Regions from separate parts of the Homo sapiens genome. Here region 2 is linked to region 1. A link is a loop called in an ENCODE intact Hi-C map of the cell type or tissue named here. Cell type or tissue: heart right ventricle. All regions are shown on one strand. Each heading gives the region's core, and the rest is flanking DNA. Links, peaks and the distances in the headings are about the cores only.

Region 1 (12,980 bases), core at 3,057-11,056:
AGGGGTAGTACATTCTGTGTATAGCTAATAGTGGTCTCTTAGGTCAGGCAGACCTGGGTTCAAATTCCAGCTTTGCCATTTACTAACTGTGGGGCCTTGGTTCAAGTTATTTAACTCTCAGAACCTCGATTCTCTCATGTTTAAAAGAGAAATAATAGTCCTACAGGGTTGTGAGAATTAAATGACAAGGGTACATGTGAAGTGTGGAATACAGGGTCTGGCCCAGAGTAAATATTCAAGGAATGGGAGCTATTATTACCATTCAGGGGATGTTGTCTTAAGTCAAAGGAGATGATGGATATGAAGCACTTTGTAAGCTTAAAAATGCAACACAAATGGCATGAGTGATTATACTCTGGAATCTACTTGGCGTGAATTCTTTTACCTTCAGAGGAAGAGTCCTTATTCCTCTGGATAAGGTGCTGTTTTGTTTCTCTTTTGACTTTTTGGGGTCTCAAGTTCCTTTTCAGTTTCTGCCTGGCTGTCTGAGGGCACTTGGCAAGTGCTCCTGAATATGAGAGGGCATTTTGGTGATACAGGTGTGGGTGGACCTTAATTTAGCTTTGGTCTTGTCTACTCCTTGCTGACCTGTTGGTAATAGTAACCAGTGGAGATGTGAAAATAGCTCCAGGAGAGGCCCTACCCTGGTTAATTTTCTTCTTGAACCTAGGACCGAGTGCTCAGGTTCGGTAGCATTGGCACAGACAATGAAAATCATAGCTACTAATGGTTGCTGAGTGCTTATTATAGGCCAGGCTCTCAGCTAAGTGCTTTACATTCTAACCTAACAATGCTGTGAAGTAGGTACTATTGTTCTCACCTTTTTTCGAATGAGAAAAATCGAAGCTTGTAACTTGCCTAGGGTCATGTTTCTGGTAAGTACATTTGGACCTTGCCCTGTCTGATTTTAATGGTCTGGGCTCTTTTCATTGTTCAGGTGATGTTTGCATCTAGCTGTGCATTAGAGTCACCTACGAAGTTCATTAAAATTCCCGTTCCTAGTGGGTGCGATAGCTCACACCTGTCCATCCCAGCGTTTTGGGAGGCTGAGGCGGGAGCACTGCTTGAGCCCAAGGAGTTCGAGACCAGCCTGGGCAACATAGAGAGACCCCGTCTCTAAAACTAAAGGAAAAAAATTAAAAAAATTCCTGTTCCTCAGGCCCTGATTCTATGGGTGTGAGGAAGAGCCGGACCCTGTAGTGTTTTTTCATTTTTCCAGATTTATTGAGGTATAATTTGCATAAATAAACCCATTTTAAGTGTATAGTTTAATGAAATGCAGTACTTGTATACAGTTGTGTAGGTATTACCACAGTCAAGATACGGAACATTTCTATAACCCTAAAAACTTTTCTTCATGCCTATTGATCTGACACCTACCATTTTAACCAGCTGGGCAGATGGTTCTGATGCACAGCTAGGTGTGGGACCATTGTACTGTGTTATGGTGCCTGCAAATGTGAGGAACTGATGTCCTGGAGAAGGAGGGTAAAGGCAAGAAAAGAAAAAGAGCATTTACAAGGAAGAATGATTGGCTTAGCTGTCTTCAGATAAATTTAACTGGCTCCCTGTACAGAGATAGAGTATGGAAGAGAGAACTTTCTAGATAAAACCTAGCTTAAAAAAGTTTCTCCTCCCAACATGGTTTCTTCCTAAGCCACATAAGAGCTGAATGATTCTAAACAAAGTTGGTGTAGATGGCTGAATACATTGCTTTGGGGTAGAGATCTGGGGCCACTAGGGACTTTTGATAAGCTGTAGAAGAAGGCTGGGGTGTGGGAAGGACTGGGCTAAGACAGTGGTCCCTAGGTCACAGACTGGTACTGGTCCATGGCCTGTTAAGAATTGGGATGCACAGCAGGAGGTGAGCAGCCGGCAAGCGAGCATGACCACCTGACCTCTGTCTCCTGTCAGCTCAGCAGTGGCATTAGATTCTCCTAGGAGCATGAACCCTATTGTGAACTGTGTGTGCAAGGGATCTAGGTTGTGCGCTCCTTGAGAAGCTATCTAATGCCTGATGATCTGAGGTGGAACAGTTTCATCCTGAAACCATCATCCCCCCTGACCCCCCACCCCCATCCTTGGAAAAGTTGCCTTCCATGAAACTGGTCCCTGGTGCCAAAAAGGTTGGGGCCTGCTGGACTAAGACACTATTATTGCTGAGCAATCTGAGGATGGGACCTTTTTCTCCAGACAGATACCACATTGATTATTTTGACTCTCCTCTACTGCAGGACTCCAATAGCAACTGTCCTTAATCTGAAGTCCAGTCAGGAAAATTAGCATAGAGCAAACAGGTTCAGACTGTGGTCCAGAGAACATTTGGATAATAAGGTAGAAAATGTAAAATGTGTTTCTGAAACTGGAAAATATTGGGGGTAGGAACTTTGTGCCAGGAGTCTGGAGACTTTGCTTCTTGACTCAGCTCTGCCCCTGGTTTTGCTAGATAACCTTTCTTCCTTTTTTTTTTTTTTCCTAAATTTCATCTTTAATTTTAGATCGAGGGGTACATGTACAGGTTTGTTACATGGGTATCTTGCATGATGCTGAGGTTTGGGGTATGAATGATCCTGTCACCTAGGTAATGAGCATGGTACCCAATAGGTAGCTTTTCAACTACCTTTTTAGGCTTGCTCCTTGTATTAGGTGGTTATTGTGTTGTTATAAAGAAATACCTGAGGCTTGGTAATTTATAAAGAAAAGAGGTTTAATTGCCTCATGGCTCTGCAGGCTGTACAGGAAGCGTGCTGGCATCTGCTTCCGGGGAGGCCTCAGGAAGCTTACAATTGTGGTGGAAGGCAAAGGGGGAGCTGGTATATCACGTGATGAGAGCAGAGGCAAGAGAGTGAGGAGGAAGGTGCCACACACTTTTAAACAACCAGATCTCGAGTGAACTCAGAGTGAAAACTCTTTATTATGGGGACAGTGTGAAACTATTATGAGTGATCTGCCCCTATGACCCAAGCACCTCCCACTAGGCCCTATCTCCAACTCTAACACTGAGGATTACATTCCAGCATGAGATTTGGAGGCTACCAACATCCAAATCATATAACCCCTTTTCCCTCCCTCCATCCTCTAGTAGTCCCCAGTATCTATTGTTCCCATCTTCATGTCCATATGTACCCAATGTTTAGCTCCCACTTATAACTGAGAATGTGTGACATTTGGTTTTCTATTTCTGCACTAATTCACATAGGATAATGGCCTCTCGCTGCTTTCATGTTGCCACAGAGGACATGATTTTATTCTTTTTTTATGACTGTGTAGTATTCCTTGGTATATATATACCACACATTCTTTATTCAGTCCACCATTGATGGGCACCTAACTTGATTTTTTGTCTTTGCTATTTTGAATAGTGCTGCGATGAACATACAAGTGCATGTGCCTTTTTGGCAGAATGGTTTATTTTCTTTTGAGCATATACCTAGTAATGGGATTGCTGGGTCGAATGGTGGTTCTATTTTTAGTTCTTTGAGAAATCTCCAGACTGCCTTCCATAGTAGCTGAACTAATTTACATTCACCAGCAGTGTATAAGCATTCCCTTTCCTCCACAGCCTTGACAACATCTGTTATTTTTAGACTTTTTAATAATGGTCATTTTGACTGGTGTGAGATGGTATCTCATTGTGGTTTTGATTTGCATTTCTCTGGTGAGTAGTGACGATGAGCATTTTTTCATGTTTGTTGGCTGTTTGTATGTCTTCTTTTGAGAAACGTCTGTTCATGTCCATTGCCCACTTTTAAAAATGGGTTTACATGTTTTTTGCTTGTTGAATTAAATTCCTTATAGATTCTGCATATTAGACCTTTGTCAGATGCAGTTTATGAATATTTTCTCCTATTCCGTACATTGTCTGTTTACTCTGTTGATAGTTTCTTTTGCTATACGAAGCTCTTTAGTTTAATTAGGTCTTACTTGTCAATTTTTGCTTTTGCTGCATTGCTAGAAGGGTATTTCCTAGGTTTTTTTCCTTTTTTAAATAGTTTTAGGTCTTACATTTAATTGTTTACTCCATCTTGGGTTTATTTTATTTTATTTTTTGAGACAGAGTCTTGCTCTGTCACCCAGGCTGGAGTGCAGTGGTGCAGTCTTGGCTCACTATAACCTCTGCCTCCCAGGTTCAAGTGATCCTCCTGCCTCGGGCTCCCAAGTAGCTGAGACTACAGGCACATGCCACCACACCTGGCTAATTGTAGTATTTTTAGTAAAGATGGGGTTTTACCAGGTTGGCCAGGCTGGTCTCAAACTCTTGACCTCAGGTGATCTGCCCGCCTTGGCCTCCCAAAGTGTTGGGATTACAGGTATGAGCCACTGTGCCTGAGTTAATTTTTATATATGGTGATAGGGTCCAGTTTCTTCTGCATATGGATAGCCAGTTATCCCAGCATCATTTATTGAAGTCCTTTCCCCATTGCTTATTTTTGTTGACTTTGTCGAAAATCAGTTGGTTGTAGGTGAACAGCTTTATTTCTGGGTTCTCTTTTCTGTTCCATTGGTCTATGTGTCTGTTTTTGTACCAATACCATACTGTTTTGGTTACTGTAGCCTTGTAGTATAGTTTGAAGTCAGTTAATGTGGTGCCTCCAGTTTTGTTCTTTTTGCTTAAGATGACCTTTCTTTTCTAAATGGCCTCTTCTGAGTGTTCTCTATTCTGTCTACCTCCTGTGAATCATGAGTGGTGAATAAAGTATGAAGGTGTAGTCGTATGGTTTTGCAGGGAAATTTAGCAGGGTTTTATACTGGCTCTTAATAGTTATATTTTGAAACTTGAATACATACAACCCTTACATATTTCCTTTTCTGATCTTTTTTCTTTGTCTGGTTTGTTAGATGTGGCATTTCCACACCTTCCTGTATGGCGAATATGTAAACGTGGGTATGTGCAAAGGAGGAGTCATCTCTTTCTTATGTCCCTTTTATGAATCACCCAGTTGTGTTCCTGGTGGATGTCTGAACTCTGGCACGGATTCCGAGATTCAGTTTCCTTATTTGTGATGTTCAGCTTTTTGTGGTCCCTGTGATTGGCCTCAAGAGGAAATATCTGGAGCAGGGCCACAAGGCTGATTAGAGGAGGAAGGGACATAGAGGGAACAAGATATGAGGGGTATTGTTGTGCAAGGAAGAAGTGAAGATACAGCCCTGTGGGGTGTAAATGAAATTATCCAGGCCTCTTCTCACTTGAGAAAGAGTGAGTGTGAGTAATGGCCTTGTCTAAGAGAACACTGAGGTGCCAGGGGAGGTAATCTTTGAGAATAACCCTGTAGCCAGTTTGAGTTCAGGAGGCTATATAAAGTTTTAGTTACTTTTACTTTCTGTCACCTCAGTGTTCCTCTCTTCCTTCTGTGGTTTTAGGGCTTTGTAGTAGTGAAGAAATTTAACAGGTTAAAATGATAAGGATGATAGATTTACTGAGCGTCTCTTCGTACTTTCACCTACATCATGTTATCCTCCTTGAAGCCCCCTACAACACATTGGAGCCTAGTATTTCTTCTTAAACAATCACACGGATTACTCTGAGAAGAAAAACGGACCATTTAAAACATTTTTAGAATCCTGTGATCTTGGAGCTGAAAGGGACTCTAAAGATTGTCTGGTCTGACCCTATATTGTGAATGAGTAGCTGAGCATGAGGTCCAGAGTGTGGAGAACACTACTCAGGAAAGTCACTCACCCAGTGAGTGCTGGTGTGGATTCGGAAAAGCCCAGGGGTGCCATGAGGTGTCCCAGAAGAGAGATGCTCATAGCTGATTTTTTTCTGAGGCATTAGGATAGCTTCTGCACCACTTTTTGCAGCTAATTGTCCCAGTTACCTCTAAGCCTCTGTGGCTAGGATATACAGACTGGCCTCATGCCTTCCACAAGATTATGTTTTAGTTTGGGAAAGAAGATTTATAAATAATGAATTAGCCAAGACTGTATATTAGGTGTGAGATGACGATACAGGAAAGTATAGTTTGTGTATTTTGGTGGTGATTGACTGTCATTGGTGTGATTAGGGAAGGTTTTATGAAGACATGGGATTTGACTGGACTCCCAGAAAGACTAAAGGACTGGGATTGGAGAAGGCATTTCAGGCAGGGAGAGTTAAATTAGTCTAAATTGAAGCTCAGCAGCTGGAGATTACAGGATGTGAAAGATCTTTGGCTGGATATGGGGGTTCAGTGGGAGACTTACTAGTTGGAGCCACTGCTTAAGTTAAATTCCAATATGACAGATTTTAGGAAGATATTTTAGGATTGTGCTAAGATATTTTAGTATTCATTGTGATAGCTTTACTGCAGTAGTCTTTGGCCTCTTGCAGTAAAATAGGGTTTGTTTCAGTTTCACCTATTTGTACTACCTCTCTTTTTCGACTAGTTTTCCAATTTCTCTCTGTATTCTCTTAATTTCTCTCTGTGTTTTTCTCACTTCTGTCAGGTGCTTTTCCCTTAACTTCTCCCCATCTATCAGACACTCAGAGCTACTACAGAATTTGGGAGGAGGATTTGGAACATAAACTGTGACCTACAAGTGAATTTCCCCAGGTGGATGATAAACTCCACTGCAGGCCACAGAGGGGCCTCCTCATTCCAGCAATCTGGCCAGGCTGACAGACTCATAGCCTATGGGAGCAGGGGAGGGTGTAGGGGCCAGTATTTCTCGGGCTAGTGACGAACTGCCTGATTCTTTGCAGCCTAGACAGAGGAGGCAGGAGCCCCAGGGGCGGGCTAATCGCCTGGGCTGGGGATGCCTGGGCAGATGCAGAGGAAGCTGGAAAGGTGGCAGTGCACCTGGGTCGCTGGAGCTGCCGCCGTTCCTAGGAGACCAAGGAGCAGCAAGCCTGCGGGGGAGGGGGAGCAAGTGGGTTGCTGCTTTTAGCAGCTGAAAGGGCTGCAGGGAGCTCTGGGTAAGACATTTTCTGTTGCTGCTGCTTTTGCGGTAGAAGCTGCTGCGAGTAAGTCAGAGGAAGGAGGATTGAGAAGGGAGGAGGCTTCACTTGCAGCCATGCTGAATCACTGTTGCTGATCAGATTTCCCACTGGTCTGCTGGGAGAATCAAGAACAGAACTAGGATCCCCGAGTGCATACACAGTTCAGCAGCTACCACCCTGGCTGGGCCTCACACAATGGAGGGTGAAAGGTATGTATGTATAAGTGTGTGCTGTGTTGTGTGTGTATGTAAGTGTATGTGTGCTTGCGGTGCAGCCACCAGCTTTTGTGTTTGCATTGGCTAGGCAGAGTTGGAAGACCTGGCCACTGATGGATCTTAAAGGGCGCCAGAACAAGAGCAGGAAAGCCGCTTTCCAAATCACCCGTTCCAGGGCTTGAATCTCCAGAGATCTGGCTTCCGCAAAGGCAGGTCTGGGTTTGCTAGGCAGCGGAGCACCCTGAAAGAAGGGACTTCCTGGCTGGTGTTCGGGAATAGTTTCAGCACAGGCTGAATCAGATTGCCTTTCTCAGGCTGTTTCAAGGAGGCGTTTCCCTTTCCTGGCTCCTTTCCCGGGGTGTTTTTTCTTTGGTGGGGGGTTTTTGATGTCATAGTGGGGCTGACCTGACATAGTGTACTTGCATTTTCACGCAGGAGTGCTTGAATCTTCAGCAAGCATGCCATGCTGATGGCTGTGTGTGTGCGCGCGTGCACGCCGTGTATGCCTGTATACACACACATTCAGGGATGAAGGAGAGAAACCCAGTCAGATGATACTTGCTCTGAACTGAGTTTCATATTTGTATTGAAAAGTTTATGAGTGATACTGGAAGGTCTGTGCTTCCTCCATCAGGGATTTCTTTTGAAATAGGAACCAGCAGAAAAGATTTTAAGTACTTTTGTTGAGCTGGATCTAACTAGCGAGGCAGTTAGATCCTGGCAGGCACACACATCTAAATTTTTAAATTGTTATCTGAAGATCTGAATCTTTCATTGTGAAGGTGCTCAGCGCAGTGCAGAGGTGACATTCCTCTGTCTATGAAGTAAAATATCTCTTGAGTGCCAACCTCTTCATTCTTTGGTCTGCAGTTGGTAGAGTACGAGGCTTGCCATTTTATCTGAGGAGAGAAGACTGCAGGGAGGGGTCCGGCCATGGCAGTGCACCACTGAGGGGAAGCCTGCTGCTCCAGATTGCCAGTTTGATGCAGACAGTAACCATCTGGTTAACAATAATAGGCTCAACTAAGTCAACACTAGAGAGTATCTCAATGAACACTTTCCTTTTCATGAGTTGTTGTGACTTCTGTGTCTCACGGGGCACAGTGATGCCATTAAACATCTCTAGACCCTATTAGAACTAGCATGATGATTGGGTGTCATTCTTTTGTCTGTAGAGGCCCTGGGAACTGTGTTTCTTGATGACTCCCACAGGAAGAGCCTGGGACTGACTGTGCTGCTGGTGCATTCTCTTTCTGGGTGCTCTTTGCAACAGGAGTTTAGTGTTGAACTCTGTGAGGCCTGCTGAGCAGCAGAATATGAAGGCCTATTTCCTAAGTGTGGGGCAGAGGTGAGCAGTGTCTTTGGTCCCCAAAACAGTGTCCCATTGATCTGGTAGGTGGCAGAGAATGGGGTTGATGCGATGAAGGTTTAGAGATTCTGGGCCATGCCTATTTGCTTGACCTGTGGTGTAACTGGGGTTGAGAGGTCAGTGTGAGACTACCAGCAGCGGATCAAACAGTTTTGGGCACTGTGTTCCCAGTTCTGTGTTCAGAAATATAGTGAGTCCTTGCCCCTGTCCTGGGGCCTCTCAGCTGGGATGGCTGATGTCTATGGCTTTAGAACACCAGGTTGCACATGTTCTTGTACTTTTCCTCTGCTGAAGGCAGATGGTAGACAAGAAATCCAAACCGAGCAGCTTCCAATGTTCACCAGGTCACCCAGGTCATACCTTTTGTTCCTGCTCCAAGTCCAGCTTACCATGCCACGCGTTCAAGTCTTCTGAACTCTAACTCCTGTTCCCATTTCCACTGCTCACTCATATACCTACTGAGAATTCTGTTGATCTCTTTCATGATCACCCATCCTATACATTACTCCATCTAGCCTCATATCCTTAGCTCCCAGAGTTTCTTTTGCTGGATGTCTTTCCCTTCCAATTTTGCAAAAGTTATCTATCTATCAAGGTTATTCTAAAATTCTACTTTATCTTGGAAACTCAGCTTTTCTAGTCCTGGCTGATGTTCTTCGGAATTCTAATACCTCTGGTTTGTATCTCATAGTTGGACACTGAATAATAGGCCCACCAGATCTTTCAGTGCTTTTATTTCATATATCTTAGCAGTCCCCAGACTTGGAGACAGGTCCTCAAGGGCAAGGCTGGTGCCTTGTACTTCTAAATACCCCCATTGACTACTGCATGGGTACACAAATAGCAGGTGCTGAATAGTTATTAGCTGATTAGCTAATAACTTTTGTGTGAGGCTCTGATAACTAAAAAGAAAGTTGGTGAAAGAAGAGACTGAAGCCTTTGGCCAATAGCCTCATCTTTGGATATCAGCCTTATTATCTTAGCACGGGTAACTGACTTCAAGGAATGCTTTGAGGTAGGGGGAGAACAGAGGGAAGTAGCCTTGTTTTACAAGTTCCCTGGGAAATTGAGGTCCAGAGAAGCTGAGTGACTCGCCTAGGATCACATGTCCAACCTCCAGAGACTGGAGGGATCCTCAATCTGGTGCTCATTCCACACTTAACCTGCTGAATCTTAATCGGGGCTGTTTTTAAGCATTACAAAATTTCAACCAAGGGATTGCTAATGAACAATTTTTTTTTTCTTTGCCATGAGGGTATGAAAATACTTTCTACCTTGAAAGGCTATTAATTAAAAGCATGGACTTTGGAGTAACATAGACCTAGCGGTGAATCTGCTTTACAAACAGTGTGACCTTGAGTGTGTCACATTTTTTTCAGAACTAATTTTTCTCTTCTGTGTAAAGGGAATAATAACAGTACTTACACTTCATAGAGCTGTTGTGAAGATTAAATGGTACAATATGTGTAAGGTACCTAGTAAAGTTTTTTAGGCACAGAGTGAGTACTCAGTAGATGGTAGTTGCTATTATCATTGGTATCCACCTATTGCTATGTTGTACCCTATACTTTGCTGCTGGGTTACTAACCAAGGCATATTTTAGGACCTCTCTTTTTTTATCATCCAAAGCAGATTATGTAGAACCATTTCCATGAGGAAATGAGGGAGCTTATCAGGCCGTCATCTTGCTTCTTATCTAAAACTATCTCCTTATAGTAAGTTACCCCATAGGGCTTGGCATTTCTTCTTTTAGGTTTCACCAAGATCTACCTTAATCTTTCTTTTTATAGACAACCTGTGGCATCTAGTTGCCTCAGTGGTTGGAACCATGGGCTGGATGCATGTTTGTTCAGGCCAAAATCTCTTAAGAAGAACTTGTGAATTTGCACTAGCCTTTGCTGTATCTTTCTAGATTTCCAGGTCTCTCCTGGACCTTATGATGCTAAGTCTTCCCCAGTTCCCTCCATGGGAGAATCACTGTGGCTTGAACAGTCAGAGGAAGGTGATTTTGTCTTCTGTTTTGCAAAGGGAAAGGGTCTCTGGCTGTTAGCTATTACAATGATAAATTGTTTCTGTGTGAGTGTGAATGTAGAGAAGATAGATATCAGAAATGGCAGTTGCCCTTGCAATTGGGATTTTATTTCAGTTCTGGAAATCAGCCTTGTGGATAGCTTAAAATAAAATTTCAAAATAAATGGTTAGTCAGATTCATAGAGACAGAAAGTAAAATGGTTACCAGGAGCTGGAGGGAGGGAGGAGTGGGGAAGTTATTGTTTAATGGATAGAGAGTTTCAGTTTGGGAAGATGAAATAATTCTGGAGATGGGTGGTGGTGATGGTTGTACAACAGTATGACTGTACTTAAAAACGGTTAAAATTATACATTTTATGTTACATCTATTTTACCACAATAAAAAACATTCAGGCCCAGACTGTGGCAGATCTGCAAGAGTTACAGAGCACCACAACTTTGGAAGAAGCATCATAAAAAGGGGAAGTTAATTGTCTATTTTTCTTAAAATTGTGATTATTTTCTTCATCAGAAGCACAGAGATGCCCCTGCTTGAGAGGGGCACCATGTACCGGGCACTATGCTGTGATTTTGTGTGAGGTGTCCTCAGAGGATGGTTCTTAATGGCTGGTTTTTATGAAGGAGAGTCTGTTTTTGGACCTCAGGGAACTTCTGAGCAAAAGGAGCTCATCTATTTACCCTTGATCCAGGAACGACAGATAGAGAATATTTTCTGAGGAGACAAGACTTAGAAAGCCAGTACACTTTAAATGTTGAGTTTTGTAATGTCAGGTTGAATGCTGGCAAGACCCAGGGAAGAGCAAGTGTTGAGCAACCTAGCCTTTTTTCTGTTCCCAGCGGCAAGTCACTTAGTCCTCCCCCAACCTTAGAAGTCAGGGATAGAAAATTCTGTAAAAAGTTTTGGGCATCACTGCTGCCTGAAGCAGATGTGCACGCATTTCAACCATGATAATTGAAACCAAATTTTTCCATTTTGGAAATACTTTTTGACAAAGTAAGGTTTTCAACTGCAAAAACAAAGTCAGGGAAAGAAACCTCTTGATATCCCTGCACCCAGATTTGGATTTTTAGGATTTTGCTTGCTAAGTTTTGAACTGGTAAAACAGATCTGGACAAGATAATTTTTGTGTAAGTTTTCCTAAAGCAAGTGCTTTATTTGATGAAATTTGCCATCATCAAACTGACCTATTTTTTTTTTTCAATTTCTGGATGAATGTTCAAACTAGGTTAAACGGAATAGAGCACTAATAAACCATGTAAAAAATAGCTTGAACATGTGTTGGTAGATTTTTTTTTCTGTTAAATAAGTTCAATGCCTCTCAGGTCAGAGATCTAACTTTTTATCATTTATGAGGATTTTCAGAGTCTTAGCACAACTTTCCTGGACTTTTCATTTTCACTTATGAAAGTATATCATAGCCACTATCAAAACCACACACATACAAGGGCTCAGCTCTCCTATTCAAACCAAACATAAGCTTGGCTTCCAAAATGCCACATAATGAGGAGCATGTTTTCTTTTAGTCTTTCTCTCTTCTTGTCTAATTCTATCTGTCTGTGTAAAATGTTTTACATTTTTACACAGCCCACTTAAGAGTTTTCCCCTTGAGTTTTAAAGAAAGCAGTTTGTGACTTGGGGTTTTAGGAATGTGATTAGTAACATACCTGTTCTTGAGCTTGTTTATGAAGGAGCATGTTACAAGAATGACAGCATCTGCTGGTCATCTTTGGTGAATCATGATTGGCTTGTGTGAAGGCCCCAGTGTGGAAACTCCAAGTTCAATACAATTAATAACACTGACTCCAGTACACACTGCAATTTCCCATAATCAGAAGTGAAGTAGTGCTATATCACAGGTCCTAGGAGATTTGGTCTTTTTTCATTTGGCCTGGTTTGGTTGCACAAGGAAGAACGTCAGAGAGTGGGACATGAAGGGTTGTGCCTCACTTGGCCTGATGGGCTATGGACATTATCCCGAGTCAGTGGACATTGTTATTAAAAGCCCAGGCCTTGGAGTCAGATAGACCTGGGTTTCAGTGCCAGTTCTGCACTTACTAGTTATGTGGGACTTTTGGGAAGACTTTATGTCTGTACCTTAAGAGATAATGCTACCTACTTCCTAGGGTTGTTCTGAAGATAAAATGGAGGTAAGGTGCTTTAACATACCCTCAACTTTCAGGAAATGTTAACTCGATCTGTACCTTACTAATGCATGTGTTCTACGTGTCCATGTGGGCTATTATAGCGATTCAGCCTAATTCTATGAACTGAGGTGGCACTGCTGAAAGAGGATGAAGAGTATGGGGCTCTCTGGTAACCTGTGTGTAAATGGTACTTTGTGATAGCAGGACTGCACCACCAAGTCCTGAATCCTGCTGGCTGGACATCTTCAAGAGTCAGGTTCTTCATTAATCCAGAAGTAGAAATCTAAGTTTGATCATTTTG
Region 2 (11,283 bases), core at 389-8,388, 76 kb after region 1:
TCAGCCATTCCCTGACCCTCCTTCCCCTCAAAGAGGCAGCACTGATGTGATTTCTTCATTATTCTCACTGATATTTAAATTGTCCCAAATATTGGCATTGAAAGCCCCATCCAGCTGGCTCTTTTTGACATGTCTTCTTTAATCACGTATAAGATGTTTGCTTTATTCTTTTTAATAGCGAAAATAGAGTTGGCACTCTGTATCCGTGAGTTCCATATCCAGGGATTCAACTAAGGAAATATTCAGAAGAAAAAAATTCCATAAAGTTGCGAAAAGCAAAATTTGAATTTGCTGCAACACCAAGTACTACATCATATCCACTTGCATGAAGTGATGTATGGGTATTATATTAGGTATTATAAGCAATCTTATATAATTATTTAAAGTATATTTATTATTAACATACTTTAAATATATATATTTAAAGTATTTAAAGTATATGGGAGGATGATTTAAAGTATATGGGAGGATGTGCGGAGGTTATGTGCAAATACTATGCCATTTTATATAAGGGACTTGAGCATTGGCAGATGTTGGTATCTGTGGGTGGTCATAGAACCAGTGCCCTGGGGCTGGGGCTGGTGGCTCACGCTTGTAATCCCAGCACTTTGGGAGGCTAAGGCAGGCGGATCACTTGAGGTCAGGAGTTTGAGACCAGCCTGGCCAATATGGTGAAACCCCGTCTCTACTAAAAATACAAAAATTAGCCGGGTGTAGTGGTGTACACCTGTAATCCCAGCTACTAGGGAGGCTGAGACGGGAGAATCACTTAACCCGGGAGGTGGAGGTTGCAGTGAGCCAAGATCGTGCCACTGCACTCCAGCCTATGCGACAGAGTAAGAACCAAAAAAAAAAAAAAAAAAAAAAAAAGAACGAGTGCTCAAGGATACTGAGGGATAACTGTATCTAATGGTATGGATACTCCTTTAATAATTTCTCTATTAGTGGACTTTAGGTTGTTTCATTTTTTTATCCCTTTACAACCATGCTGCAGCAAAGATATTGGAGCACATATTCTGTTCTCTTACACTGATGTGAGTATAAGCTAGAGCTCTAGAAGTGGTATTTTTAAAGTCAACGAGAATGCACATTTAAAATTTTGATCGATATTGCCAATACTTCCCTCCCCTCTTAAAAATCATTATTAATGAAATTTTTACAGACACTGCTGGTTTCCCCATTGCCCCTCCAACGTTGAATTTTATCTGCCTATGTGTATGTGGTGGCACAGGGTTTGAATTTGGACTTATCCTTGAGTAGAGTGAACATCCAAAGTATAGGTCTGCCTTTTTGGTTCTAAGCCCTCCAGTTTTGATTTGCATAGAAATGAAATCTCTCCTCAAGGAGAAATGTTTGCCATTCCTTGTCATTCAGTGTCACATTGACCATCACAGCCAGCTTTGGGCAGAGGGCATTCTTACTGTTTTTATTCTACATTAACTTTACACGGGACATAAGTGAGGAAACGGGGGCATGGGGAGATGACGACATTGCCCCCAGGGTCTGATCTTCCTGAGCAGCCTCTATAAATTTGGTTCACAGTTACTGCTCTGTATTTTTACCCTTAAAAAACTATTGGAACTGGTTTTTATTTTAGAATGAACCATGATGATTCTACATTTGGGATAGCAGGTTTGTCCTTGTGTGTGTGTGTGTGTGTGTGTGTGTGTGTGTGTGTGTGTGTGTAGAGTGTGTGTGTGATCACTCTCTGAGGCCAGCAAGTAAACAAACCCTTTCTGTTTTTATTTTAAATATGAGTCTCAGATTAATTAAACACCTTTGTGGATGACTCATAACTTTTTCTCTCTCTCTTTTTTTTTTTTTTTTACAGATTGAGGGTTGTTTGAAAGCTTTTGTCTCTTTACTGAAGTTGCCCATGTTGCTTTTCTTTATAGGTGTTTGAAGCTGTGATCTCATGGATCAATTATGAGAAAGAAACCCGTTTAGAGCACATGGCAAAGCTGATGGAACATGTCCGACTTCCTCTCTTACCTAGGGACTACCTAGTCCAAGTGAGTGTTGTATGAAGAGCCAAGCACTTCTGTGTTCACCCAGACCTGTAGGAATAGCAATGGGCAATCCTGGTTGGATGGAGTAGTTGAGGGTTTAGTGGGTCTTCTGTATGTGCTGAGGGAACCAGCCCACTGGGTTAAGTGTTAGGTGTTGTAAAGTTTAAGAGCATAGGCTTGAAAATAGGACACTTAGGTTTCAGTCTCTGCTCTGCTGCTTATTAGTTTTGGATTTTTATTTAACCTCTTCAAGCCTCAGTTTTTCTTCCATAGAACAGATATTATAGTAGAGCCCAGCAGGGTTGTTGTGAGGACTAAAGGAGTAGAGTATGCAAGTCAGCTGCTTCGTGTGGAGCCTGGGGTAACAAATGTTCCATGAAAGTTAGCTGTCTTTGTTGAAGAGGACTGAAGCAAGAAGGGTCATGTCCACAATGTTTCTATGTTCCCTTTATGTCTTAGTTTTAGGCAACTTGAAGCCAAATTCAAGACTGTAAAAACGGTGCCTAGAATACAGAGTACTTCCACTTCCTCTGAAAAGGAAAGAAAAATTAAGAATTATGGGGTTTCCTTATGGTGCCATATGTTTTCTCGTTTAATCCTTATAATAACCCAGAGGGGCAAAGATTGTAACTCCTTTTTTTACACATGTAGGCCTTGAGGCTTATGGAGGTTGGGATTTATCGGGGTCACTAGCCTTAGAGAGGCTCAGGATTCAAATCCATGTCATTCTGGCTCTGCAGTGCATAGTTCTTCCGCTAAGCTAGCTGCCACCATTGATACGCTCTTTTCTGCATACCCATTACGTGACTTATTTTATACAGTAAATGGCATTAGACACTTTTATAAGCAGAGAATAAACCTTAAAATATATGAACAAAACAAAACATCGAGACAGCAGGTTAGCCCTCAGCTGTCTCCAAGGAGTCTCTGGAAGGAAGGGAAGATATGATGCAAGGATAAAGAGGAGGTTTAGCAGCCTAGCAGCCCAGCAGCCCAGCTCTTGTTACTTTCCAGCCATATAATACTGGGTACATGCTTAACCTTTTTAAACCTCAGTTTTCTTACCGGGAAAAAATGGCACTTGCCTTTATAGGATTGTTTGGGGATAAACAATAAAATGAGATAATCCATGTAGGCCTATAATACAGTGTTCAGTGAATGTTACTGATCTTACTCTGTAGTCTTTGTGACCACTGCTGTGATTCTTAGTAGCAGGTGACACAGTATCCTCACGAGCACTTGTAAACTCGTCTGCTGGTAACACTTGTAGATTGCAGATATGAGGGGTCAGTGAAATGTTCCCTGAATCGCCGTACTTCAGCCTTCTCAGGTGCTGAGGGATATGCTTGCAAGCTCTTAAATGGGGCATGCATGCTACTTTGGGTGATACCACTGCCACCTGGTGGCAGCATATCTTTCCTGTAGAAAAGGTCCCCTAAGCGGAGGAAGTGAACTTGCCTGAGCATCCAGTGTCAGTCAAACCTCCCACTGTCCTGTGGGAAGCTGGCTGGAGGTGGAGGAGGCACCTGGACTCCAGTATAGTCTCGCTTCCACAGGGAGGGTTGGCAACCTGGGGACCTGGGTTCCAGAGAAAGCTAAAGTGGCCTTAGAGACCGTTGGTCACAAACTTCATCAGGCATCCACAACTGAAGCTTAACAAACGTCACCATTAGGAAATGGCTCCTGGGTTATTATGCCAAAGCAGAATTTAGATCTGGAAAAGAAGGGGGTCAGAGGCAATGGGCATGAGAACTGTTGTGTGGGACTCCTCCCTTTGCCCTTTTTGCAGAAAGGCCTTTTATCAGGCCTCTCAGAGTGAACACCTCTGGAATAGGATGTTTCATTACATTCATTTGACTTTGAAACTTCAAATGAGTATAATTGCTGGGATGGCTGATGGTGGTGGAGGAGGAGGAGGAGAAGGAAGGGAAAGCCCTGGGCAGACCTCCACCAACACTGCCTGACTTCTGGGGGAGGTTTTTTTTTCTTTCACAAAAGGTAGCATTTATTAGGCTTTTACTCAGCATTTAAAAATATTGTACTAAATGTATAATATGTTGTGATAAAATGTTTATTACATAAACTTTGTTATTTTAACCATTTTAAGTGTACAATTTAGAGGCATTCATTACATTCAAATTCAGTACAACCATTACTATAAAGATTTCCAAAACTTTGTCATCACCCCCAAAGTTGAAACTCTTGTACCCATGAAGCACTAACTTTCCAGGAGAACTTTTAATTCAAGCTGAGTAAGTTCTTCTGGAGAAATAGCTGCTCATGCATTTCTCCTTCCTTCCAAGCTTTTTCAGGCATCCTCTCCCACCCTTTTTATTTTGTAATTGACCCTAGAAGTTTATGATTTGTCTCAAGCTGGCTCAGTTCCTTACTGGGAGGGGAAAAAAAAACCTTCCAAGGAAAACAGTTCTTGGGGACTGTCTCTGGGGAGGGAGGTGGTCAGAGGTACACAGAGGCCTTCTCTTGCCAATCCTTTTTTCCCTGCCAGCTCCAATGCTGCCCAGCAGATGATGGCCCTGGCCATGCTTTCATTCCTAGTGACAGATGGGGACCCAGGAGAGGCTCAGTCATGCCTTGTGCATCACTGACTTGAGGGCTGAGATAATTGAGGTGGGAGGCCCTTCTCATTCTCTGACTGGACTTGAATTCTTCAGGGTCAGAAATTTTGTCTTGTTCATCATTTTCTTCCTGGGGACCAGCACAGGGCTGCCCAACCAGGAGACATTCAATCAGTGTTAGCTGTTGAATGGAATTGATCTTTCCTAACACAAAGCAGCCCCAGAAGACCACATTACCCATTCCAGATATGCCACACAGTGATCTGACCTGGGCCAAAAGGTGGGGATTGGAGAGTTAGAGCACCAGAATGGCTTCATGCTTGGTCTTGCTCATGAAACCTTTAGGCTTACATGTGCTGAGCACCTGCTTAGGTCCTAAGCTCTGGAATAAGAGATAAAGAAGCCAGAGCCCCAGCTTAGATGGAGTCCTAGGTGAGGTCAATAGGTGGGACTTTGTGCAGGGTAATTTTTCTGCTCTGATGTTGTTACTCTGTTAGAAGGAGCCTCACTGGCCGATTTTCTGCCCTGAGACCTTCACTATAAGACAACGAATATGAATCTTTCTCCTTGACAAGCTTATTTTACTCAATGCCTCCAAAGGTTGGCTGATGGCTCCCACACCCTTTCCTCTTTCCCCTCACTCCTCCTCTCAGATGTCTGTTTGCCCTAAGCATTATAATGCATTCAAATCAGGAGAAATGTGGTTAGAGGCTTTCAGGATGGCTACTTGTCTTTTGTTTTGCATAAACTCATTTAAGCCTCAAAACAAACAAAACTAGTGAGGTTGTAGATACCTTTAATATGCCCATTTTACAGATGAGGAAACTGAGGATCAGAGACGTTAAGTAGTGGATCTGGTCTAATGCCAGAGCTTGATCCCTTATCCCACTGTGCTCTTAAAATGCAGGAGGTGAGCAGTAAGTTGTAACTCTTTGGGTCTGAGATGATGTGGTGAAGGAATGAATGAGTGTGGGAGTGCAGGAATGACTGAGCCCAGGGTGAAAGCTTGGGAAATGTGGCTGAGCTGTGCTCCAGGATCATCTGTGGATTATTACCTCTAGACGGTTGAAGAAGAAGCTTTGATAAAGAATAACAACACCTGTAAAGACTTCCTCATTGAGGCCATGAAATACCATCTCCTCCCTCTGGATCAGAGACTATTGATTAAGAACCCAAGGACCAAGCCCAGGACTCCAGTCAGCCTTCCCAAGGTAAGCCCCAGCCCAATCACCACCAAGAGTCAGGACTGTGCCCTGGGAAAGTGGCCTTCCACTCCTGCCTCCAAGTCTTTCCTCACCCATGGCTGCCCTGCATCTTGGTTGCATTTACAACCTAGGAGATGGAGTCTGCTGGTTCCTCTTGAATCTGCTGGTACCTCTCTCTTCTGGGGTCTTCCTTTCCTAAGAGTTTCAAGGTAACCTCCAATGTCATCAGGGAGGTTTGAGAATAACTCAGAGCTCCCTCTCACCCCCACCCTGACTTCTCATTTCACACCATGGCTTGTGCTCTATTTCTGTTGGAAGCAGAGGAATGGCTATGTTGGTTTCACTTAGTGATGGCCATAGTAGTCCTCTTTCTAGGCCATTCTTTGAGTCAGAATAGTCCTAGTCTGTTTCTTTTCCCCACTCAGGGAAGGACATAAAGGACAATTAGGGCTGCCCCAGAGAAGAAAAGGGGTTCTAAGAAAAGGGACCCTGTCAAATTGAGGAGTTTGACAGGTCACGAAGCAGAGGAAGGAAATGGGAGAAATGAGAATTTGTGAGGGAGCAGCCAGGGAAAGGGAAGGAAGACACAGGAGGGGACCCCATGATCTAGAGACCTAGAGTTTATGGTGTGTGCTGGCTGCTTTGGTTCCCTGCGAGTCTTCTTTCCTCTCTGACCCTCAGGCTCCTTATCTATAGAATGAGGGATGCTCCACTCGATCCCTAAAGTCCTGTCTGGTGTGGCACCAAAGTAGTCGTTTTAGGAGTCTAACATGCTGATGTCTGGGGGAAGGAATCAGTCAACCCAGGAGGAAAGGTGGGAGGAGAGGAGTGGGTCGTGTTGTCTCATTGATGACACAGTAGGCAGCACCAGGAAATTATTTAGGCCCTTGCTTTGTCCTCCTCCTCCTCTTTCCAGCTGGCTGCCATCCTCCCTGCCTGCTTCTTCCAGGAAGGTTTCACAGTGGCTAGAGGCATGTTGTTTTCCAAGACCAGGTGTTGGAATTCTCTGAGGTTTGCAGGACCTTCTTTCCCCTCTGCTCCTTGACCTTGGATCATGGGGAATATATTGGTTGCAATGTGAACAAATGTCTCAGTGTCCCAGATAATAATACAAGCAGCTAACCTTTATTGAGTGCTGAGGTTATCACTTGAATATCTTACTTAATCTTTTCAACAACACTACAAGGTAGAGATAGTTATCCTAGTTTTATAAAGGAGGAAACTGAGTTTCAGAGAAGTTAATTTACTTGCCCAAGGTCAACACAGCTAATGTGGTAGAACCAGCATTTGAACTGAGTCTTTATCACTCTCCAAACCTGTTCTCTGAACTCATACCATCCTGCACCTGGCTTCACCTTTGTAAACCTGAGAGTGCATACTTGCCTGTTGGCCTCACGTTGCCTAGTGCAGGTTAGAAGAAGGCACAGCCGCAAGGCAAGGCCTTGGTCTGGCTGGACATTGGTCTTACTGCAGGTTGATGCCTTTTGTTTTGTTTGGTTGAAATATTGCATTGAAACTTCTTCATATTTTTCAAAGTGAAAATAACTTAGCTTTCTTTAATTATAGACATATGTGCTTATTGTGGATTATTAAAAGGATACTACAATTTTGAAATTAAATAAAAGTCACTTGAAATGTCTCCTAGGATAAAAAATCTGCTATTATTTGGAAAATTTTCTTTCAGACATGTCTCTCTGCACTTTTTCACAGATAGATACAAATGTACAGTGTATTGCTATACAGATTGAACTATTTTTCCCCCCATGCAGCCATGTGGTACAGACTGCTTTTAATATTATCAGTATAGGTGAAATCAGCATTTAAATTGTAATGGTACATGGTGTTTAATTGTATTTATGCACTATTATGTGCATATTATGGACAGTCCTCTACTGATGGGCTTTGCAGTAATTTCCTTTTTTTTTTGTAATGTAAACATTTCTGTGTCAAGTATCCTTTAAAAGGTGGCATATTGTTTGAGTTCGTATTTCTTTCATTGGGAGTGAGATTAATCTTGATTTCATATGATTATCGGCATTTGTATTTCTATTTTGGAGAATTCTCTGTTCATGTCCCTGGCTCATTTTTCTATTAGACTGTATTTTTTAATTAATATTTTTTATTCCTTTTTTTTTTTTTTTTTCTTGAGGCAGAGTCTTGTTCTTCTACCCAGGCCGGAGTGCAGTGGAGTGATCTCAGCTCACTTCAGCTTCCATCTTCCAAGCTCAAGTGATCCTCCCACCTCAGCCTCCCAAGTAGCTGGGACTGCAGGTGTGTGCCAACACACCCAGCTAATTTTTTTTCTTTTAATTTTTTTGTAGAGACAGGTTTTTGCCTATTGCCTAGGCTGGTCTCGAACTCCTGAGCTCAAGCAGTCCACCCACCTTGGCCTCCCAAAATGCTGGGATTGTAGGTGTGAGCCACTGTGCCTGGCCTTATTTGTAGTTTCTAAAGGCTCTTTGTACATGAAAGAGGTTAGGCCTTTGAATGTATGTATTTCAAATATGTTTTTTCTTAGTTTGCAATTTGCCTCTTGTTTATAGTAATTTTTTGGTCCAAAAAAGCCCCAGTTTTTAAGGAGTCAAATTGATCTATCTTTTGCTTTATAGCTTGGGTTTTGTGTCATGTTTAGAAATATTTTCTTTACTCTGAAATTATTTAAATAATGTCCCCATGTTTTCTTCAAGTACCTTTATAATTTTTGTTTTACATTTGAATCTTTGATGCACTTAGAATTATTTTTTGTGTGTAAGGAGTGAGGGCAGGGATTCAGTTTTATTGGTATTGCAAATGATGAGCCAATTGTCTCAAGGTTATTTTATTCATTAATTCCCCTCTTCCCCCATTGGTTTGAATACTATCTTTATTATGATCTAAATTTCCACAAGCTGCATGTCTTGAGAATGTTGATTCTAAGTGTGCTGCTTTTTATTTAGCCTTTTTACTTCCCTGGGTTTTCAGCTGGTCTTCTGTCTGTGACATTTCCCTTTGGAAATTGGTTCTCATCCTCTATGATATCAGAAGAATGACATCTTTGCCTGAGGAGTGTAGCTTGGAGCTAAGGGAATGGTTCAGCACTGGCCCAGCTTTTTTGTGTAGAAACCATACCTAGTGACCTCTCCTTTTTTGGACTCCATGTTAGCTCTTACCTCATATACCCATAAAAAGATAGTTTTAAAATTAAAGCCCAGTTTGTGCCTGAGCCTGGACTAAGCATGCTGAGAGCTGCTCCACCATCACCCCTGTTCCATCCCAGGGATTTAATCTATAGTTGAGAAAGAAGAGTCTACCCCTTGTTTCAGGAGGTCAAAGCCATCCTTCTGTCATCCCTACTCCTTAAGAAACATTTATTTTCTGAATGAAAACATTTAGATTCCTGGGCCTTCTGCAGGCAACTGGAACCATGACTTCCTTAGAATCTGTTAAAGAAAGAAAGAAAGAAGACATCACTACTCTTTGTCTCATTGTTCTCCTGTATTTAATCCTTGAATGATTTAAGGTTATGTTGTCTAACGTGCTTCTTAAACTATACTCTCATCACCATTGTTTAAGCACTTAAATTAGTGAGGGGATCCCCACTGAAGGCTTGAAGAATGAATAGGGTATGCTGAGGGAAATGATCACTTAGGGATTATCAGATCGTGTACTGTCTTAATAAATCATCACAGCAATAGGTCTGTCCTATTCATATCCCTACTTAGATTACTCAGAGAGGTTAAGAAATTTGCCCAGTTAAGTACTGGCTAAGTGCAGAGCTGGGGTTCGGTCTGTCTCACTCCAAAGTCCATGCTTTTCCTTTTACACCGAACTGCTTCCTGAGAAACAGCTTTCAGGTTTTGTTAGCGGTTTAAAGAGATTATTTTCTTTTAGATTAGTAGAGGTATAATAATTTATATGCAGTAAAATTCACACTTTTTAGAGATACAATGTGATAAGTTTTTACAAGTGCACAGTCATGTAACCACCATCCCAATCAAAACATAGAATATTTTAATCACTACAAAAAGTTTCCATGTGCTGCTTTGTAGTCAATCCTCTTCTTCTACCCCCAGCCTCTGACAACTACTGATCTGATTTCTGTCCCTATGGTTTTGCCTTTTCTAGAGTGTCATATAAATGGAATCATGCTGTATGTAGTCCTTTGAGCTTGGCTTGTTTTTCTTACCATAATGCATTTGAGATTCATCCCCGTTGTTGCATGTATCAGGAGCTCATTCCTTTTTATCACTAAGTAACATTCCATTGTATGGATGGACCATAGTTTATTCATTCACGAGTTGGTGGACATTTGGGTATCCAGTTTTTGGCTGTTACAAATAAAGCTGCTGTGATTTCACTTACAGATCTTTGTGTGGACATATGTTTTAATTTCTCTTGGGTAAATACCTAGGAGTAGGATTGCTGGGTTGTATGGTAAGTATATGTTTAACTTTATAAGAAATTGCTAAACTGTTTTTTAAAATGGCTATACTATTATGCATTTCCACCAGCAATATATGAGTTTCAGTTATTCTGCAGTCCTGCTACTACTTGACATTATCTATTTTTAAAAATTGTAGCCATTCTAGTAGGTCTGTGGTAGTATCTCACTATGGTTTTAATATGCATCTCTCTAATCACTGTGCTGTTGAGATTTTCTCATGTGCCTATTTGCCACCCATATTTCTTCTTTGGTGAAGTGTCTATTAAAATATTTTGCCCATTTGAAAAATTGGGTTATTGTTTTCTTATTGAGTTGTAAACATTCTTTATGTATTCTGGATACAAGTCTTTAATAAGATATATATTGTGCAAATATTTTCTCCCAACCTGTGCCTTATATTTTCATTTTTTTAGCAGTATCTTTGGAAGATAGTTTTTTAACTAATTAATTATTATTTTTTTTTTGAGACGGAGTCTTACTCTGTTGCCCAGGCCGGAGTGCAGTGGCACAATCACGGCTCACTGCAAGTTCTGCCTCCCGGGTTCATGCCATTCTCCTGCCTCAGCCTCCCGAGTAGCTGGGACTACAGGTGCCTGCCACCACGCCCGGCTAATTTTTTTTTTTTTTGTATTTTTAGTAGAGACGGGGTTTTACCGTGTTAGCCAGGATGGTCTCAATCTCCTGACCTCGTGATCCGCCTGCCTCAGCCTCCCAAAGTGCTGGGATTACAGACGTGAGCCACCGCGCCCGGCCACTAATTAATTTTTTAATTGACAAAAGTTATATGCATTTATCATGTACAACATGAGGTTTTGAAATATAGATACATTGTGGAATGGCTAAATTTAGCTAATTAACATATGTATTACATCATATACTTATTTTTTTGTGGTAAGAACACTTAAAATCCATTCTCTTAACTATTTTCAAGAATATAATACATTGTTATTAACTATAGTCACCACGTTGTACTATAAATCTCTTGAAGGTATTTCTCCCATCTCACTGAAATTTCATATCCTTTGGTCAACATCTTCCCAGCCAACCCCTTCCCCTATCCCTTGGTAACC

Evidence for each region. Hi-C counts contacts between places; a loop is a spot of excess contacts. Peaks named below come from ENCODE experiments on the same cell type or tissue, not always from the same donor. Only the 100,000 strongest peaks of a DNase experiment are listed, where the experiment ranks them.
Region 2: a loop joins it to region 1, with 5 times the contacts of the local background. A loop is called at or near these places in 95 of 110 quality-filtered maps.

Annotation. Positions count from the first base shown.
Region 1 is chr5:137,729,781-137,742,760 of GRCh38, reverse strand. It overlaps KLHL3 (kelch like family member 3), which reads left to right and starts at 6,672. Exons shown (of 15, transcript NM_017415.3): 1 at 6,672-7,128. The coding sequence starts at 7,115. RefSeq lists enhancers at 6,405-7,073, 8,405-8,474. In heart right ventricle, for the core only: a CTCF peak has its summit at 6,565; DNase peaks (open chromatin) are centred at 5,020, 6,710 and 7,360; H3K4me3 peaks cover 2,643 bases; H3K27ac peaks cover 5,277 bases.
Region 2 is chr5:137,652,644-137,663,926 of GRCh38, reverse strand. KLHL3 (kelch like family member 3) reads left to right here. Exons shown (of 15, transcript NM_017415.3): 7 at 1,896-2,012; 8 at 5,647-5,796. Among named protein-coding and RNA genes, the nearest start is that of MIR874, 11 kb to the right of the region's middle. In heart right ventricle, for the core only: a CTCF peak has its summit at 3,415 (motif pointing left); a DNase peak (open chromatin) is centred at 3,406.